Linked DNA regions of Homo sapiens: region 1 is linked to region 2. Evidence: read pairs that join two places in POLR2A ChIA-PET (ENCODE). Cell type or tissue: endothelial cell of umbilical vein. All regions are shown on one strand. Each heading gives the region's core, and the rest is flanking DNA. Links, peaks and the distances in the headings are about the cores only. Region 1 overlaps LY75-CD302 (LY75-CD302 readthrough). Region 2 overlaps BAZ2B (bromodomain adjacent to zinc finger domain 2B).

Region 1 (5,387 bases), core at 233-5,232, 330 kb before region 2:
ATAGAATGCTTAAACATTTTTTGAACATCTTTTACTTAATAATCCAAAATAGGCTGTGTCTTGAGCAGAAAAGATATATGTACCTCTACGTTTTGTTTGTATCACTTTCCTGTGGACCCCTAATTGGTTATGAAAGTGACTGTGTCACTCAGACATCTAAAGAGACTTAAGTGGAAGCAATAAATATTATGTGTATTTAAAAGAAGTTTAGAAAGGTGTCACATTTGATGCTCTATTTAAAAGGACATCCAACATGTCTTTAGAAGAACATCAGAAATGGAAAAGTGTTCCCATGGGCAAGAGTGAATTGATGGCATACCTAGACAGCATTCCAATGTTCAAAACTGACCCTTATCACAATCGACTTATTAGAATTTAATTCAAACAAAGCAAAGTGACGTAGTCAATTAAGCAAATTAATGTTAAGTAGCATATATGAAAGAGAGAATTTTGAAGTCCAGATTGAAGTAGAGTTGAAAGAAACTTTTGACCTAGAATTCATGGAGAATAGCTATTTTAGCCACCATCATCATTTTACACGTGAGGAAACCGAGAAAGGGAGGTTGATGATGTACCTAAAAGTTTCAAACTTTGGCTATGCCATTCTAGTCTAGAAGACTAGAATGCTGGAACTGTGGGCTGAGTTCTTCTCTCTTCAACTTTTATACTAAGTGTGCTTTGATGGTTTTATTGCTACTCTTATAAGAAAATGAAATTTATCCACACTGTGACCTGGAGGTGATGCTGAGGTAACTGGCTGTGAGCCATCACTTTGCAGGCCTGTTGAGTAGCATTTTCTAGGAGTGTGTTCTCACATTTGATAATTCACTTATATTCATTTCTCTCTCTCTGTCTCTGTCATAGTTTTTGTGAGTTCAGTTCTGAATATGCGGTAAATAATTTCCTTTCCAAGCAAATGTTTTTGTCTCCTTTCAAAGCTAGGTCAGTGGAAAGTCCAATCATGTGAGGAGAAACTAAAATATGTATGCAAGAGAAAGGGAGAAAAACTGAATGACGCAAGTTCTGATAAGATGTGTCCTCCAGATGAGGTAGGTAAAATCCCTATGTAAATTTTCTCAAGCAGTATTACAACTTCTTGGTTAGAAATGGTAGCTGAGACTTAAATAACTCAGACTTATAAAATAGAGGAAACTACTAGCTTCTGTTCATTTAAGTTAGAACAAGCCAGAAGGCAGTGAGTCATAGCATATTGGCCTTCTTACAGAAGCAGAAACTTGAAAATTTCTATAAATATTTGTAGAATTACTATCCTCAAGGCTGATGTCTTTACTTCCCCCACTAATATCAATATTCAAAAATAATTCATCCAGTGAATATTATACTCTTATGATGAGCCAGCCACCCATATGAGAAGTAACCCATACTTTTTGTCTGACACAGGCCCACAGTCTTGTGGAGGTTATCTGTGAAATTGCATCCCACCCTCATCACATGTATGATTTCAATAGCCATGTCCTCAATTTCCACAAGTTCTAAGACGTTATCAATGTAGCAGAAACATGCTTGCCAGACGGGACACCATCAAGTCTGGAAAAGAGTTTGACAATATTTTTCCTCTGACTTAGGGCTGGAAGAGACATGGAGAAACCTGTTACAAGATTTATGAGGATGAGGTCCCTTTTGGAACAAACTGCAATCTGACTATCACTAGCAGGTGTGACCATCAGTAAACTTGTACTCATAAACTTTCAACTCTGAATTCTTTTGCCAAACAGTCTTCCTAAGTAAAAGGTGCATCTTCAAATAGAGTCAATCATTGTGAAACACTTGCCAATTTGATTCTCCTTTTGTAGATTTGAGCAAGAATACCTAAATGATTTGATGAAAAAGTATGATAAATCTCTAAGAAAATACTTCTGGACTGGCCTGAGAGATGTAGATTCTTGTGGAGAGTATAACTGGGCAACTGTTGGTGGAAGAAGGCGGGCTGTAACCTTTTCCAACTGGAATTTTCTTGAGCCAGGTGAGTGTCTTAATCTTTGAAGTAGTAGTATACTGTGACTAGTGAAAGGCAGCACTCCTCCCAAAGATGTTCCTCACTTACTTTTGAAATGTGAGGGACATGATGATCTTCAGGATTGGAGTCTATCTATGGAACCATAAATAGAAGCAGTGGCTATGTCTTCCCTATTATGTCCTTGGGAATAATCCAATGAAAGAAATTCAAAAACTTAGTTCTCCCAAACCACCATCTAATGGCTCAGAGCTAGAAGCACCAGTGTGAGTTTTTAAAATCTTTTCCATGTAAATCTCAAATAGAATCTAGAAGCTCCCGTGTGAGGCTCTTTACATTTTCATCTCTCTGCTTCTTAACCTATTTTCAAAACTGAATGTGTTTTCTTCCATTATTCTCAATGGGTAAGAATTATGGAGGCTATCTTGTATTATTTATTTTGTTTTTGTTTTTGTTTTTGTTTTGAGATGGGGTCTCACTCTGTTGCCCAGGCTGGAATGCAGTGGTGTGATCTCGGCTCACTGCAACCTCTGCCTCCCAGGTTCAAGTGATTCTTCTGCCTCAGCCTCCCAAGTAGCTGGGATTACAGGTGCATGCCAACATGCCCAGCTACTTTTTGTATTTCTGTAGAGATGGGGTTTTAACATGTTGGCCAGGCTGGTCTCGATCTCCTGACCCCAAGTAATCCATCTGCCTCAGCCTCCCAAAGTGCTGGGATTACAGGTGTGAGCCACTGTGCCTGGCTTCTTATTTATTTTGAAAGTTATTTCCTCTTTCTCCAACCAGCCTAAAGCATTGACCATAATTTGCCATAGAATCAGAACACTTAAGCCGGAAAGGACCTCAGAAATACTTTTAGAGTTAAGAAAACAGAGACTTTAAAAGGTGATTTACTTGACAAAGATCATCTGGTTATTGAATTAATGAAATCCAGAGTTCCTGATTTTTAAGCCAGTGGCTTTGAATAAGACAGCAGTATAAAGCATTCTACTTTTCACCCTGTGAATTATTTATATTTTATTGTGTTGGTCTAATGTGATCATGAAGACTATTTTTTATAACACAGAGATTGGAAAATATGAGCTTACAATTGAACATGTTATTTGAAATAGAAAATGCCCACAAAAGTTAGGACACATGGTCATCACCATCAACATGAGTGATGTTGCTAGTAACAAAGTCATCCTTTTATGTCTGAAAAAGATAGAGTATACAGATGTTGATCCTGGTTAAATCTCAGATTAAGAACACTCTAATGGATAAAGCACATAGATTTCTTTTTTTCTTTTTCTTTTTTCTTTTTTTTTTTTTTTTTTTTTTTTTGAGATGGAGTTTCGCTCCTCTTGCCCAGGCTGGAGTGCAATGGCTCGATCTCGGCTCACTGTAACCTCTGCCTCCCGTGTACAAACAATTCTCCTGCCTCAGCCTCCCAAGTAGCTGGGATTACAGGCACCTGCCACCATGCCCAGCTAATTTTTTTTGTATTTTTAGTAGAGACGGAGTTTCACCATTTTGGCCAGGCTGGTCTCGAACTCCTGACCTCAGGTGATCTACCCACCTCAGCCTCCGAAAGTGCTGGGATTACAGGCGTGAGCCACCGTGCCTGGCCAGATTTGTTTTATAGACACTAAGAGTAAAGGTGACGTTCTTGATAACTAAGTCTTGGTGGTTGGAGAGGTGCTTGGGAAGTAGCTACCATGACTACTTCCTCCATTCTATGACCAGAAAGGCTATGTGAAGCTCTCTTTACCATTATTGCACCCATCCTCAGCCAACTTGGTCTATCATGGGCACACCGTGGATAGAAGGACTGAACAGGGAAAAATAGCACACCCATTCAGGGTAGCAAGGCAATTATTTTTCCCAGTTTCTTATTCCTCTTGCTGTTTGTGTATATGAGACTATGTGGCTTCTCTGTTTGGTGGGATAGAAGTTGTCCTATTACTTTTCAGTATATGTAACTCTTCTTGTCTTTTACCTGCTTCAGGCAGTGTGATGTAATGGAAAATGGAACATGATGTTTTGTCAGACAAATCTGGTTTCAACCCCAACTCTACCATTCACTAACTCTGACTGTGGGCAAGTTACTTAGTCTTCATTTACAAAATGGAACTGATAATTCAAACTACCTTTTAATACTGTTATGAATACATAAAATTATGACTGTCATAAAATTAACGGTAAACAAATGTATGTTACCACATACCTCCTTCTACCTTTATTGTACCAGCTTTTCCTTTGGATCAGAATCTGGGAGAGTTGTGTTTTGAGGTTAACTAAGTTTCTTAAAAACTGCTCAAAGTTTTTAAGCTAATTTGAACCACTATCCTAAGCAGCAGTAGTATTTAGGGTACAGCTCTAGAAACAGACCACCTGGGCACAAATCCTGGGGCAACCACTTACTAATTCTATGACCTTGAACAAGTCACTTCATTCTCACTGTACCTCAAATTATGACAATAGAATCCCCCCATAGGTTTGTTATGAGGATTAATCTTTTTCAAAAAGTACTTTACAAATAATAAACACCTGTCATTATTATTCTGAACAACATATTTCTTTCCTCTCTTTGTTCCATTTTTTTTTTATTCTCTCTCCCCAACTTGGCTGAAGTAAAGAGTAGAAACACTAGAAAATGTTTGAACTTTAACGTTTTAATTTTTAATTGAGCTTTCCACTTCAATCCCAGCTTCCCCGGGCGGCTGCGTGGCTATGTCTACTGGAAAGTCTGTTGGAAAGTGGGAGGTGAAGGACTGCAGAAGCTTCAAAGCACTTTCAATTTGCAAGAAAATGAGTGGACCCCTTGGGCCTGAAGAAGCATCCCCTAAGCCTGATGACCCCTGTCCTGAAGGCTGGCAGAGTTTCCCCGCAAGTCTTTCTTGTTATAAGGTAAAGTGACATTCTCATTCTATCCTTCAATGAAGTTATTTTTCCACTACCCTTGTTCATGTCCTTGTACAAATTATGCTCTTCTCCATAGTACTATGTAACCTAACTAAAGTGCTCTGGAGCACAGAGTCCTTGGCAGGGCATCGCTGAACCTCTGGTGTGAGGTGCCTCAGCCCCACACCCTGCACGTGTCCTACCTGAAAGGGCAGGCCCAAAGCCAGAAGTGGCTCCACCCCAAGGTCTTTTTTTCCCAGTAAGTTGGTGTACTATATGCCATACTGCCACTATGCCTATGATCCTCATATTCCTCTAATTCTTGTTGTCAAATTAACAGCTCCAGCACTCCTAATAATGTAAAAAAAGTGTATATATATTTACACTTTTACAAACATATATATATTTGTGTGTATATATACAAATATATATATTTATATATACAATATATATATTTATAAACATATTTACAATATATATATTATAAATATATTTATAAATATATTTACAATATATATATTTATAAATA
Region 2 (5,387 bases), core at 105-5,104:
TTAAAGGTGTCTAAATAGCATTTATAGAAAGTATAATAAAATAATTCAGAGGTTATTTTCTTAAATCTCCCTTAATCCTCTGTCTTCTCTGAGCGTATTTTTGCAGTTGCATTTACATGCAGTCTTGTTTATATGTAATTTCATTATTATAGTGGCTATATTTTATCTTCAGATATTCTTATTTAATATTTTACTGTATATTTAATAATCTGTCCTAAGGCAACTTTTTTTTTTTTTTTTTTTTTTTTGAGTCTGAGTCTCACTGTCACCCAGGCTGGAGTGCAGTGGTGTAGTCTTGGCCCACTGCCAGGTTCACCTCCCGGGTTCACACCATTCTCCTGCCTCAGCCTCCTGAGTAGGTGGGACTACAGGTTTCCGCCACCACGCCCAGCTAATTTTTTGTATTTTTAGTAGAGACGGGGTTTCACCATGTTAGCCAGGATGGTTTTGATCTCCTGACTTCGTGATCCGCCCACCTCGGCCTCCCAAAGTGCTGGGATTATAGGCGTGAGCCACCGTGCCCGGCCGGCAACCTTTTAAATAAAGTGGCTTTTTCTGTTTTTATTAAAATTTCTTGCCTGGGCACAGTGGCTCTCACTCCTGTAATACCAGCACTTTGGGAGCCCAACAGGGGGGATTGCTTGAGCCCTGGAGTTAAAGACCAACCTGGGCAATATAGTGAGACTTTGTCTCTACAAAATAATAAACAAAATCAGCTAGGCATGGTGGCTCAAGCCTGTAGTCCCAGCTACTCGGGAAGCTGAGGTGGAAGGATTGCTTGAGTCCAGGAGTTCAAGGCTGCAGTAAGCCAAGATTGTACCATTGTACTCCAGCCTAGGCTACAGAGGAAGACCTTGCCTCAAAAAAATTTTTTTTTCTATTTTTCTCTTTGGTAATTTTATTATGAATATTACTTAAATTTTGTAGAGATACACCTCTCCCAATAGTAATACTTAATAATTGAGATGTAGAAGGAATTGCTGTATAACTTTATAGTGTACATACTGTCAGAAATACTGGTGTTAGCTAGTAAATTTAAAATGTCAGGTACCTACCACAGAGAAGATATAACCAAGTATGGCATGATTGATAGTTGTCCCTAATACTGGTTTTCCCCCTCTTCTAATTTTTTTTCCGGTATATCACTACCTAGAATAAAAACATCATTTCCCCAGTCTCCCTTGCAGCTAGGTATAGTAATCTGGCTAAATTTTGGCAAGAGATATATAGGCAGAAGTAGTGTGTGCAACTTTCAGGATGTATCCTTAAAGGAATGGGTGCACATCCTCTTTTTCGCCCCCTTCCTCCTTGCTGGCTGAATTGTGAGCATAATTGGACTGTGAGTGGAAACCCTATACTGAGAATGGGTAAAGCAGCAGTAAGAAAGAAAATCCTTACTAACATGATGTTACACTGTCCCTACTGGCCTGCCTATCCCTGGATTTCTTTGACATGACAGAGATAAAATTCTGTATTGTATGAGCCATTCACTTTTGGGCTTTCTGTCACTCCTGGCCAAAACTAATCCTGATACACCAAGCTAGCTTGATGAAGAATGTTTATGCCATTGTGGCCGGATGCGGTGGCTCACGCCTTTTTTAATCCCAGGACTTTGGGAGGCTGAGGTGGGTGGATCAGGCAGAGGTGGGCAGATCACTTGTCTGGAGTTTTGAGACCAGCTTGGCCGACATGGCAAAACCCCATCTCTACTAAAAATACAAAAATTCGCCAGGCGTGGTGGCACATGCCTGTAGTTCCAGCTACTCAGGAGGCTGAGGCAGGAGAATTGCTTGAACTCGGGAGGCGGAGGTTGCAGTGAGCTGAGATTGCACCACTGCACTCCAGCCTGGGCTACACAGCAAGACTCTGTATCAAAAAAAAAAAAAAAAAGAAAGAAAAAAGTTTATGCCAGTGTGAAAATGTCTTTTTTTTTTTTTTTTAAACATCTCACTTGTTTTATTTGAACTCTACTGTCTCCATGGTTTAAGTCAAGCTTGTCCAACCTGTGGCCTGTGGGCCACATGCAGCCCAGGACAGCTATCAGTGCATCCTAACACAAATTTGGAAACTTTATCAAAACATTATGAGATTTTTTTTGTGATTTTTGTTTTTTAGCTCATCAGCTATCGTTCGTGTTACTGTATTTTATGTGTGGTTCAACACAATCCCTCTTCATCCAGTGTAGCCCGGGGAAGCCAAAAGATGAGACAGCTCTGGAAGTTTTAGGAGAAGAATGGAAAGGGAAATGATTCATTCTGTCTAGCACAGGGGATCAAGAAACGTTTGCAGAGGAGTGAGACACGTGGTCTAGACTTTGAAGTATAATGTAGAAGAGAGTCTAGAAAGAGGAAATAGGCATATAGACTTGAAAGAACATATGTTCAGAGACATGTAAATGTTTTAGTTTTAGTTGTTTGTTTGTTTGTTTGTTTTTGAGACAGAGTCTCGTTCTGTTGCCCAGGCTGGAGTGCAGTGGTGCAATCTCGGCTCACTGCAGCCTCCGCCTCCCAGGTTCAAGCAGTTCTCCTGCCTCAGCCTCCTGAGTAGCTGGGGTTTCAGGCACATGCCACCATGCCTGGCTAATTTTTCTATTTTTAGTAGAGATGAGGTTTCGCCATGTTGCTTAGGCTGGTCTCGAACTCTTGACCTCAACTAATCTGCCTGCCTCGGCCTCCCATAAGTGCTGGGATTACAGGCGTGAGCCACCGCGCCCGGCCTTAGTTTAACGTTGTTGAAATATAACATTTGAGGAAGTAAATGAGCCTAATGTTCAGCTCTTATAGGAATTTATAAACTAAAAACTTTGGTAAGTGCTAGATACCTAGTGATGAGTTATTTTAATGTAAATTTAATATTATTTATTGCTTTTCCATTAAATTTTAGTGGGGTTTTTCTTTGGTTATGTTTTTATTTTTAGAAACAGGGTCTTGCTCAGTCACCCAGGCTGGACTACAGTGGCACAATCATAGCTCACTGGAACCTCAAACTCCTGGCCTCAAGCAATCCTTCCACCTAGGCCTCCCAAAGCATGGAAGTTACAGGTGTGAGCCACTGTACTTGACTATCATTAAATATTTTTAATTTTGATAATATATTTTGATACATGTGTTGAGGAATGAAGAACAAAGCTAATATTTATTTATCCACTGATTTTTTAAGATGCTAGGTACTTATTTGAAACTTTAACAATTTTAAAAGATATATCATTACATTCTACAGATGCCCAAACTGAGACTTGGAAAGGTCAAATATCTTTCCTAGTGTGTTGTAAGTGATAGTTAAGTCATTATCTGAAAAGTGCAAAAAATAGTCATTTCCAGAACAAGTTTACTATGTACTATCTGACCTTTATTTTTCACTTTTCTAATACCAAAAGTAGAGTTATAGTCAATTTTAAAATATCTTTAGTAAAATATAATAACAGTGATAAAACTGGAAGTGAAAATCTTTTTAAGAATTTCCATATTTTATAGCAAGTGACAAATCTAAAGGTGTTAAAATTTTAAAATGTAGTACAGTAACGTTATAAAATACATCCTAAACATTTTGTTTTCTAGAGTCTGAATATTTTGAACAGTATCTTCAAAATTAGTATGTAGCAGCCATTTCAGTTACTTCATGTAAATCTATTTCCCATTGCTATTCCTAAATGTATATTTGGATGAAAGAAACCCTCTCTTTACCTCTACTGCATTTTCTCAGAAGTTGTACTGTTTTAACATTTAACAATTAATGGAGCTAAAAGCATGCATGATGTTCTCTGTATGAGTGGCTGCATATATAAATAACACCATGCTGCACAGATATAAGTTTAGCTTCTTTTGAACAAGTCAAAATGTGTAATGTTACACAATCCCTTGATTTAAAGATAGATTCTGATTTATCAGAAAATTCTAAATGAGCTACTGTTTAATAAATCTGTCTTAAAAAAAGAAACTTTTACAGATCTAGGAATAATTATGGAAACATCAGAGAATATAAAATAAAAACCAGTTTTCTGCTGTGGTTTGATGTTTTCTTATTGTAATCAGCAGTGTCTAGCATATAGACTAGGTAAATATTTCCTGAATTAAGGTGACTTGAAATTTAATATGGCTAGTAAATTGTTTTCTTCCACTCACACTTTGTAGAACACCAATGCACACTTCTGCTGTGAGATATAAGAAATGCTAGTCAGGGAGTGGATAAAATATAACTGTAGTCTGCAGAAACTAGAGATGAGAAAATGGGTGTTGTACACTGAGTTATGGGTTTATGATATTTGACCTCTTTGTTCTTTTTATATAAATATACACAGAAAAAACCATGGAGGAGAAAGAATTTTGACAAAAATGGAAAATTTTTTTTGTTGTATAGCATCAAAAGTTTGCGAGTCATGAATGTTAAAAAAGTTTAACTAATACAAATATTCCTGAAGCTGTCCTTATGTGAATGCATTTTTAAATGCATTTTTAAAACATTACATCCATAGCTACATTTGCATCAGAATGTAAGATAGTATGTGTAAACTTTACAACATGCAAAGTATGCTGTTTATTTTGCAAATAGCACATCTCATGCTTGCAATTTTATTCTCTGATTTTCTTTCTCCTCAAGAGAAACCCCTCAACTTTTGTTCATAAAATTTACGATTTTTGTCTCCTCACTCCCCTTACCACTGAATATTTCCTGTGTGTCTTTTTTTCTAAACTCTAGTAGCTTTATATTTTCAGTGTCATCTTTATGGAAAGGAAATTTCAGAAAACGTAGACACTTGGCACTAAACTCAAATGTCACAGTTCATTTCAAATGTTACCTCCTCCATAAAACCTTTGGATCCTTTTCATTTGGAATTAATCTCCCTATCATTTCTGCCTTTCAGATTTGTTATTTCTGTTATGGCAATTTACTTCAACACAGGGGTACATGGACCTGAGTGTGCAAATATATTCTCCACAGGGAGAAAGAGGGCTAAAATTTCAATGTTAATATAAAATAAATCAGTATGAGCATATTCTTAGATCATGTGGTATGCCATGCCTACCTTACAACCAGTTACTACCATGTATTTTCAGGGCTATGATTATGTTTAATTATGTTAGTCTAATGAGAAAAGAACAAAAATAGATTTAATATTGTAAATGGTTCACTTGTATTAAGTGAAAGCCTGATGACATCAGAGTGAACTAAAAGTTTTGCAGTCATTTGAGTAGAAACAAATGATATTAAACCATTTAGGGCATACTAGATGTATTAGTCCATTTTCACGCTGCTGATTACCCGAGACTGGGCAATTTACAAAAGAAAGAGGTTTATTGGACTTACAGTTCCACGTGGCTGGGGAGACCTCAGAATCATGGTGAAGGAGTCACGTCTCACATGGATGGTGGCAGGCAGAGAGAGAAAGC

The links. Peaks named below come from ENCODE experiments on the same cell type or tissue, not always from the same donor. Only the 100,000 strongest peaks of a DNase experiment are listed, where the experiment ranks them.
Region 1: POLR2A ChIA-PET joins it to region 2 with 6 read pairs; 2 of 35 experiments call an interaction of 5 or more read pairs at or near these places.

What each region holds. Positions count from the first base shown.
Region 1 is chr2:159,874,921-159,880,307 of GRCh38, reverse strand. It overlaps LY75-CD302 (LY75-CD302 readthrough), which reads left to right. Exons shown (of 38, transcript NM_001198760.1): 9 at 939-1,049; 10 at 1,587-1,675; 11 at 1,815-1,984; 12 at 4,665-4,864. LY75 (lymphocyte antigen 75) reads left to right here. Exons shown (of 35, transcript NM_002349.4): 9 at 939-1,049; 10 at 1,587-1,675; 11 at 1,815-1,984; 12 at 4,665-4,864. Among named protein-coding and RNA genes, the nearest start is that of LY75, 27 kb to the left of the region's middle. In endothelial cell of umbilical vein, for the core only: no CTCF peak of the experiment used is centred there; no DNase peak of the experiment used is centred there.
Region 2 is chr2:159,546,328-159,551,714 of GRCh38, reverse strand. The region is part of intron 2 of BAZ2B (bromodomain adjacent to zinc finger domain 2B); the gene reads left to right. Among named protein-coding and RNA genes, the nearest start is that of BAZ2B-AS1, 66 kb to the left of the region's middle. In endothelial cell of umbilical vein, for the core only: no CTCF peak of the experiment used is centred there; a DNase peak (open chromatin) is centred at 2,234; H3K27ac peaks cover 872 bases.